2 separate regions of the Homo sapiens genome follow, and region 1 is linked to region 2. A link is a contact called in ENCODE Hi-C or POLR2A ChIA-PET data. All regions are on one chromosome and are shown on one strand. The core of a region is the stretch at or near the end of the contact, and the rest is flanking DNA. Distances in the headings are between cores, read along the strand shown. Region 1 overlaps NCOA1 (nuclear receptor coactivator 1). Region 2 overlaps NCOA1 (nuclear receptor coactivator 1).

Region 1 (4,484 bases), core at 714-3,213, 45 kb after region 2:
ATAGCTACTAGTAACAAGCAGTTGAGCAGAGATTCATGCCTAAGTCTATCTGACTGTAAACTGAGGCCATTTCTACTGTGTTATTCTGCTTCCTCAATACCTACACAAAATCAACATAAATACATAATTTATCCAAATATATTTTTCTTGCTATATTCTGTAATGTCACAAACCCTTTGGGAATCAATAAAATTAACTCTGTGAATCACCTGGAAGACTGTAAAGATGGTAGGTTAAGATTACATGCTCTGGAATCAGAATGACTACTTGGATTCAAATAACAATTCTGCTACCCACTAGCTATATAAACTTGAATAATTCAATTTCTCTGTGCTTTGATTTGCTAATCTCTAAAATGGGAATACAAGTGGTAGCTATAGGATTCTTGTGAATAATAAATGACAAGATATGTGAAGGACTTAGAATGGAGCCTAGCATATAACAATATTAATACTAACAGCTAGAATTAGTGCATGCTTACAATATATGTTACCTTATTTTCAATAAACACTAGCTGTTATTATTTAATTATCTAAGTTTACATGAAGAAATAACTTTTTCTATGTCAGTGGTTCTCAGACTTGCAGTGCATCAGAATTATCTAGGAGGCTTTTAAACATACCCACAGGCCCTGCACCCTAGAGATTCTGACATGTAGGTGTGGTTGGGCTTTAGAAACTATTCTTTTGAAAATTTTCCAAGAGGATTCCCACTGCCTGAGATATGAGAATATGCTGGGCTAGAGATCTTAAAACATTTCTATTTTAAACGTCTGATATAAAGAATGAAAATGGGCTAGGTGCAATGACTCATACCTGTAATCCCAGCACTTTGCAAGGCCGAGGCAGGCAGATCACTTGAGCCCAGGAGTTCAAGAGTAGCCTGAACAACATGACAAAACCCTGTCTCTCCAAACAAAACAAAACAAAAACAAAAAAGTAGCCAGGTGTGGTGGTGTATACCTATAGTCCCAGCTACACAGGAGGTTGAGGTGGGAGGATCCCCTGACCCCAGGTGGTTGAGGCTGCATGCAGTCAGCTGTGATCACACCACTGTACTCCAGCCTGGATAACAGAATGAAACCCCATAGCAAAAAAAAAAAAAAAAAAAAAAAAAAAAAAAAGAATGGAAATGAATCGATACAATAGGCAGAAAAGCAAGTAATAAAGCTTCCAGATACTCCTGGGGCATATATGAATCCTAGTAACCTAGGGTTGGAAAGGATTGAGAAAAAAGTTTAGGCCTCTGAAAGTCAGGTAAGACACTATCAGACAAAGACAGGGCCCAAGAAGGACAATAACACCAGGAAAAGGGTAAATTCAAACATTAAAAACACCTTCAAAGGCAAACATCAAAGAAAACCTCTTGGCCTTAGCAAAGACATCATGAGGATTTGGTGCCTGAATCATCTATGCTATGTGAATACTCCTAAAACTCAAAAGTCGGGGTGCAGCAGGACCTTCTCTGCTTCACACCCAGGCAGATCTCCAGGTAACTGGAGCACCCATTCACCGGGATCAGCAGGCTAAGCCAGCCCACTCTCCCCATGCCAAGACCATGGTAAAGCAGGGCACTCTCTGCCCCATTCCCGGGCATAGCTTCAGGCAGTCAGAGGACCCATTTGCATGGATTGCTAGCCTGAGACACCCCATCCTTCCTGTGTAGAGATTGTGGTACAGCAGGGCCCTCTGTACGCAGCACCCAGGCAGATCTCCAGGTACCTGGAGTACCCACTCTCCTGGATTAAGAGTTCAGGCCTCCACCCCTGCCTGTGTAGAGAACTTGGGGCCAAGGAGGTTTGCCAGCTCCATGCCTAGGACCACCTCTGGGTGCTTGGTGGCTGCCCATTGGCTTCTCCCTCAGTGTTAGTGATTGTGCCTGCCATCAGGGGACTGTAGGTGGCCTGGCCCCACTCATCTTGCTTCCCACTCCCCTGGGGCTGAGCAAGTAGCTCAGACCACTGTGCACTCCACGTATCAGCCCAATGCCTGAGGCAACAGAGAGCTTCTTCCTGTAAACAAGTATCAAGTGTATACCTAGTCACACTGGCTACAGCTGGCTAAGTGATCTTACCCGTAAGCGCCATCTACTGGCTTGTAGGTTGAACCCTACAGCCCAATATAAAATCTGCCCAAAGAAGTACATAGGCTATAGAAGCAAAGCCAAAAGATGCTACCCAGCATTCTCTACAATCATATCCCCTAGGGAGTTGGGGAATGGAAAGGGAAAGAAAAAAAAAATATTACAGGGACAGGAACAAAAAAAGAAAAAAATCCTACCTGCATGAAAATAATTACAAAAATCAAAAGTGCCAGTGTCTCCAGATGAGAAGGAACCAGTGCAAGAATTCTGGCCAAACGAAAAATCTGATCGTAGTGACACCACTCAATAATCACACTAGCTCTCCAGCAATGGCCCCTAACCAAAATGGAAACTCAGATATGACAGATAAAGAATTCAAAGCATGAATTACAAGGAAGCTCACTGGGATCCAAAAAAAGGTTGAAAATCAACACAAAGAAACTTCTAAATCATTCTAAGAAATGAAGGAAGCGGTAAATACTTTAAAAAGAAGTCAATCAGAACTTCTGGAATTGAAAACTCACTTAAGGAATTTCAAAATATTAGGGAAAGCTTTATCAATAGACTGGACCAAGCAGAAGAAAGAATTTCAGAGCTTGAAGACTGCCCTTTTGAACTGATCTAGTCAGACAAAAATAAAGAAAAAAGAATTCAAAAAAAAGGAACAAAGTCTTTAAGAAATATGGGATTATGTAAAGCAACCAAATTTACTAATTGCTGGCATTCCTGAGATGGAGAAAAAGCAAACAACCTGGAAAACACATTTGAGGGAATAATTCAAGAAAATTTCCCGAATCTTGCAAGAGAGGTAGACATTCAGATACAAGAAATTCAGAGAACACCTGTGAGATACTACACAAAACAAACATCAATAAGAAATATAATCACAAAACGATTCAAGGTCAAAGCTAATGAAAAAGTCTTAAAGGTAGTCAGAGAAAAAGGTCAGAGGAAATCCCATCAGGCTAGCAGTGGACTTCTCAGCAGAAACTGTATAAGATTGGGGGCCTATTTTCAGCATTCTTAAAGTAATTCCAACCAAGAATTTAATATCCTGCCAAACTAAGCTTCATAAGCAAAGAAGAAATAAAATCTTTTCCAGACAAGCAAGTGCTAGAGAATTCGTTACCACTAGACCAGCCTTAAAAGAGATCTTTAAGGGAATTCTAAACGTGGAAATGAAAGAAAAATAACCTTCTACCACAAAAACACAATTAAGCACACAGCTCACAGACCCTATAAAGCAACCACACAATAGAAACTACAGTGACTAGCTAACAACTTCACAATAGGATCAAAACCTCACATATCAATATTAACTGTGAATGTAAACGGTTTAAATGCCCCACTTAAAAGGCACAGAGATGAATTGGATTAAAAAAAAAAGACTCATCTATCTGTTGCCTTCAAGAGACCCATCCCGCACATAACAATACCCACGGGCTCAAAGTAAAGGGTTGGAGAAAGATCTATCATGTAAATGAAAAATAAAAAGGAGCAGGGGTTGCAAGTCTTACATCATATAAAACAGACTTTAAAATAACAGTAAAAAAAGAACAAAGAAGGACATTACATTACAATAAAGGGTTCAATTCAACAAAAAGACTTAACTATCCTAAATATAAACCCACTGGAGCACCAACTTCATAAAACAAAAAAGGGAATGCTTATACATTTTTAGTGGGAATGTAAATTACTTCACCCACTATGGGAAACGGTATGGAGGTTTCTCAAATAACTTACAACAGAACTACCATTTGGCCCAGCAAACTCAATACTAGGTACATATCCAAAAGAATATAAATTGTTATGCCAAAAAGACACATGTACTCTTACGTTCACTGCAGCACTCTTTACAATAGCAAAAACATGAAGTCAACCTAGATGCCCAACAGTAGATCAGACAAATTAAATGTGGTACACGTATACCACGAAATATTATGCAGCTGTAAAAGAAAATAAAATCATGCCACTTGCGACAACGTGGATGTAGGCCATTATTCTAAGCAAATTAACAAGGGAACAGAAAACCAAATACTGCATGTTCTCATTTATGAGTGGGAACTAAACACTGGGCACTCATGGACATAAAGATGGCAACAATAGACACTGGGACTAACAGAGCAGGGAGGGAGAGATGGGAGCAAGGGTTAAAAAATTAACTGTTGGGTACTATGCTCACTACCTGGGTGACAGGGTCATTCACACCCCAAACCTCAGCATCACACAATATACCCATGTAACAAACCTGTACATGTACTCCCTGAATCTAAAATAAAAGTTAAAAAATTTTTTAAAAGGGGAGAATTTCAAGTTAAAACCTATGTTCATAGACCCCTAACTCCAAGCACATAGTAGAAGGAAATAAAAAATCTTCCCTGGAGGAATGCACTGTGAACTCA
Region 2 (4,677 bases), core at 1,084-3,583:
GTTGCCCAAGCTGGAGTGCAGTGGCACTATTTTGGCTCACTGCAACCTCCACCTCCCGGGTTCAAGTGATTCTCCTGCCTCAGCCTTCTGAATAACTGGGATTACAGATGCCCGGCACCACAACTGGCAATTTTTTTTTTTCTTAAATAGAGATGGGTTTTCACTATGTTGGCCAGGCTGGTCTCAAACTTATGACCTCAGGTGATCCACCTGCCTCGGCCTTCCAAAGTGCTGGGATTACAGGAGTGAACCACTGTACCCAGCCAAAGAAACTTTTATGTATAAAATAGGAGATATGTGTGAGGATATTTGCTGCAGGGCTGGCTGTAACATTGAAAATTTGTAACAGGCTGTTTATCTCTAGGGAATGTATTTGTAGAAAAATATATTTTTCAAAGATGGTATATTCATGTAATGCAATACTAATCAAAAGTTAATGGGACTGAATATATCTATGCATATTTAAACCTCAAAATCCATGTTGAAAAAGTATACTATAGAAAATATATACAGTATTACATAAATTATGTAAATGTAATATTCTATATTGCTCAGATACCTGTGTGTGTATATATATAAAATACACACATAATTATTAAAAATAGATTAAAATACTGCAGACAAATCAATTGTTAATATTGTATTACTTTTAAACAGGATTATGCAAATATGATAACATATTAACAAAATAATAATATGATAAAATATTATCAATTACATTCTGTTGTATGATATAGTGTCTTCGCCTATATTCTTTTATATATTTAAAAAATTTCCCCAAACAAAAAATTAAATGTAAAAGATATTTATTCTTAGCTTTTCCTTTAAGGACTGATTTTATACACAGATAAAACAAGAGCATTAATTTTTGACACACTTCTAGATTGCATCTTGATCTCAACCTTCCTCCCAGCATCTGGACACTTACTTGTGATTATGAGTACTCAGGTTATTGTCTCTCTCTGACAGCTCTCTGAGCTGAGTAAGATAAATAGTCACTTTTCTTTCTCGAGCCTGGAGCCCTGGCATTCTCCTGTTAAAATCCTCCTTTTTTTCCTCCCATGAGAGAAAGCAGCATGTAATCCAAGGACAGAAGAGTCTTCTGTAGCTTTACTCTCTAGATCAGTGATTATCAACTAGAGGTGATTTTGTTTCCCCTGGCCCCAGGGGACATTTGGCAATGTTTGGAGACATTTTTGGTTGTCACAACTAAGATGCTACTGACATTTGGTGTGTAGAAGCAGGGATACTGCTAAACATCCTACAAAATACAGGACAGCTCCCCCACAACAAAAAATTATCTGACACGAAATGTCAATAGTGTGGAGTTTGAAAAACTTTCCTCTAAATCCTAGAAGATGAGTGGAATAAAATCTCCACTCATTCTAGGAAGCTGCTCTCAGGTAGGAAGCTAGCTGCTCTTTTAACCTAATATTAAATGAGCAGCTAGGGTATGTATCTGCAGAAAAACATATTTTTCAAATGTGGTATATTCATGTAATGCAATACTAATCAAAAGTTAATAGGACTGAATATAACTATGCATATTTAAATTTATCTGGCATTTGAGGTTTCTTCTCTATCTGGCATTTGTGAGGGTCTCCTTAGCATTAGGTTCCTTTTAGCCTGTTCAAGGTGGTCATATTCCTTATAACAAACCAAATATTTAACTACACAATCATTTTTTAAAATCCTGATATTTCTTAGCTCCATTAATGCCATAATGTTCTAAGATAGCAATTAAAGGTGTATAATAGATTTATATATTCATTTGACAAATCTTTACTGTGTTCTTACTATATATAAGCCACACACTGTTTTAGGAACTAAGGATACAATGATGAGCAAGAACAAACAAGGTCCTTTACCAAGTGGCAGCTTAGAGTCTAGCGGGGAAGCCAGAAATTCATGAAATAATCACACTAGTAAAAATCTGCAATTATGGATCATGGCTATAAAAACATCTGAGACAGATACATGAATGGAGGAACTTGATCTAACAGTTATGGAAGGAAGAGAAGGCTCTCTTTAAGTATGTAATGACTAAGCTGGCATCTGAAGGATGAGTAGGTGTTAACTAAAGGAAATCAAGAGGAAGCAAGCTGGATTGAGGGAGAAACATGTGCAAAGACCCTGGGGGAAGGAAGACAACATGGTGAGTATGAAAGACTCAAAGAAAGCCACTGAACTTGGAGTAGATTAAACAAAAGCTCTGAAGTGGCAGTGAAAGTAATAAAGCAGCTCTGCCAAAAATAGACTAAGAGGAGTGTTCCTACCTTGATGCCAGTGTGTCACATGGCGATCCTTTCCTCTTATGTGAGTCTGGGTTAGCAGGGTCGGATGAACTGTCCCCGAGGCCACTCATGTTGAAAAACTTCACACCTAAACAGGAAGGACAACAGTAAGAAATCTACCCTTATGACCTTTCCAACCAAATAAAGGTAGGGAAGCTCCCCTCTGTTAGAAAATTTCTAAAAATTGTGCTATATCAATGAATAGATAATTACAGCCATCATAAAAACATGAAGATCTACATAAAAGTACAGAGGTCATCAGATAGTGTTTCTATACTTTCTTTTCTACATCTGTAAAATAAAATTAATAATCCTTTGTGAAATTGTTACAACCAATTAGGATGAAAACATGGTTAGAATAATTAAATAGATACTGAGATTTTTTTTTCCAAAGAGAAAATAATCATTTTCACGTGTAAATGTAGAAGCCGAATGTTGAACTGGAGTCAGAGAAATTATTCTTTGCATTTATTATTTAGAAGCTGCTTTTCAAAAGAATTTAAAATAACTTTCACTCATAAGGTTTGGGATTTTATATTGATAGGAAGATAAATAGTACATACATAATTAAGTTAAAGTGATAAACTAGATTTAGATTTTGAATTGTACGCTGTGAGTTCTATACTCCTAACCTTTTGTTTATGTAGTCAGGCAACAAAGATCAAATGTTTAGTCTATGTTAGGATCTTGGTATAGATCCCAGAGAACACAAAGTCATTCCGCCTAGCACACCAGCCAGGTCTCTCACATGTTGCACCAGTTAGCAACTGCACTTAAAGATCCCTGCTGATCTGTCCCTCATCAACCATTATTCTCCATATAATCCCTAATGAAACTCAGAATCCTATCCTTGGTCTTACAATCATCACTACCTTTTGGATTTTATTAGTGCCAAACAACACACTTCACCATTCTCTTTTACTCCATCTACCCTTATAAAAGGAAAGAAAATTCTTGTTAAATGGGAGAACCTTTAGCTTTTCCTTAAATTCTAAATTATTAAACTACAGCACTGTATGTTAGCAGCCATACTGAAAAACTTTATTATAAAGAATGCTGAGAATCTCTCACATGGCTTTAACTGGTATGTCTGAGTAAACCCTTTTCTCTAGTCTTAAAACTGACTCTGCTTCTAGCCCTTTTCTGAAGATTAATGACTGTCATATTTTTTGGTGTACAAATAATCCCTAACATTTTAATCATGAACTTATTATTTCATGCAACCAAAAAGGCACATTTTCAATTTCTCCATATTAGAAGTGCTATTTATGAAAATTTCCAACTCTTAGGATCATAATTTTACAATTTTTTATTCTTCTCTTTTACTCATTTCTAACTGGCATTCAGATCCTGCTAATTTTTCCTTAACAAGATTGTCTCTTCCTTCTTCATTCCCAGATACAGTTATAATCCTCATTTGGAACCAAATACCTAATTGTAGATTAATGCAAGATCCTTTAATCTTGCTTCTCAATTCTAGTCATTCTCACTTCTAATCTGTCCTATAAACAGCAGCAAAAGCATCCCTGCTTAAGTATCATTTTCAAGGTCTCATTTCCCTGATAAGGAGTCAACTAGATTTGCCTACTGCAACATGGTAGTTAAAAGGATGGGCTTCCGTGCCGGGAAGAAATGAAGAGAAAAGGGAACTCGTATACATTTTTAGTGGGAATGTAAATTAGCGTAGCCATTTGGAAAAGAGCATGGAGGTTCTTCAAAAAACTAAAAATAGAACTACTATATATCTGATACAGCAATCCTACAAATATGCATATGTCCAAAGGAAATGAAATCAGTATGTTGAAGAGATATGTGCACTCCAATATTTATGTGGCAGTATTCACAATAAGCCAACATATGAAATCAACCTAAGTGTCCATCAACAGATATATGGGTAAAGAAAATGTGGTATATATACACAGTGAAATATACCAGACAGCCACAAAAAAGAATGAAATCTTGTTATTCATGGCAACATGGACAAACTTGGAGGGCATCATGCTAGGTGAAATAAGCCAGCCACAGGACAAACACTGCATATTCTCACTCATGTGTAAACTAAAGAAGTTAATCTCATAGAAGTAGATAGCAGAATAGTGGTTACTAGAGGCTGGGAAGGATGTGAGGAGGAGAGGATAGCCAGAGGTTGTTTAACAGATCCAAAAGTATAGCTAAATATGAGAAATTAGTTCTAGTGTTCTATAGCATTGTAGGTAACTATAATTAACAACAATTTATTTTCGAATAGCAAAAAGAGTAGATTTTGAATGTTCCCAATGCGAAGAAATGAAAAATGATTGACGTGAGGGACATGCTAATTACTCTGATTTGATCACACACATTGTACACATGTATCAAAGTATCACACTGTACCCTATAAATA

The links. A loop is a pair of places that touch in the nucleus more often than their neighbours do. ChIA-PET counts read pairs that join two places held with the same protein, here RNA polymerase II (POLR2A). Pooled maps may share reads with other maps.
Region 1: a loop to region 2 is called in a map of psoas muscle, with 9 times the contacts of the local background. The contact joins two enhancer-like sites. A Hi-C loop is called at or near these places in 4 of 168 maps with a recorded cell type or tissue (CD4-positive, alpha-beta T cell, gastrocnemius medialis, psoas muscle and 1 more), 1 of 37 single-sample maps with no recorded cell type and 2 of 50 pooled maps. POLR2A ChIA-PET finds 5 or more read pairs at or near these places in 5 of 52 experiments (A673, Caco-2, MCF 10A and 2 more).

The regions. Positions count from the first base shown.
Region 1 is chr2:24,610,839-24,615,322 of GRCh38, reverse strand. All of the region lies in intron 3 of NCOA1 (nuclear receptor coactivator 1), which reads right to left. Among named protein-coding and RNA genes, the nearest start is that of NCOA1, 120 kb to the right of the region's middle. RefSeq lists an enhancer at 1,928-1,977. Within about 2 kb of position 1,963, at least 5 of the 41 ENCODE cell types and tissues checked have a DNase peak (open chromatin) inside an H3K27ac peak, as active enhancers do; they include gastrocnemius medialis and psoas muscle, where a contact is called at or near this core.
Region 2 is chr2:24,656,366-24,661,042 of GRCh38, reverse strand. NCOA1 (nuclear receptor coactivator 1) reads right to left here. Exons shown (of 23, transcript NM_003743.5): 5 at 2,277-2,382. The coding sequence starts at 2,365. Among named protein-coding and RNA genes, the nearest start is that of PTRHD1, 130 kb to the left of the region's middle. Within about 2 kb of position 2,333, at least 3 of the 41 ENCODE cell types and tissues checked have a DNase peak (open chromatin) inside an H3K27ac peak, as active enhancers do; they include gastrocnemius medialis and psoas muscle, where a contact is called at or near this core.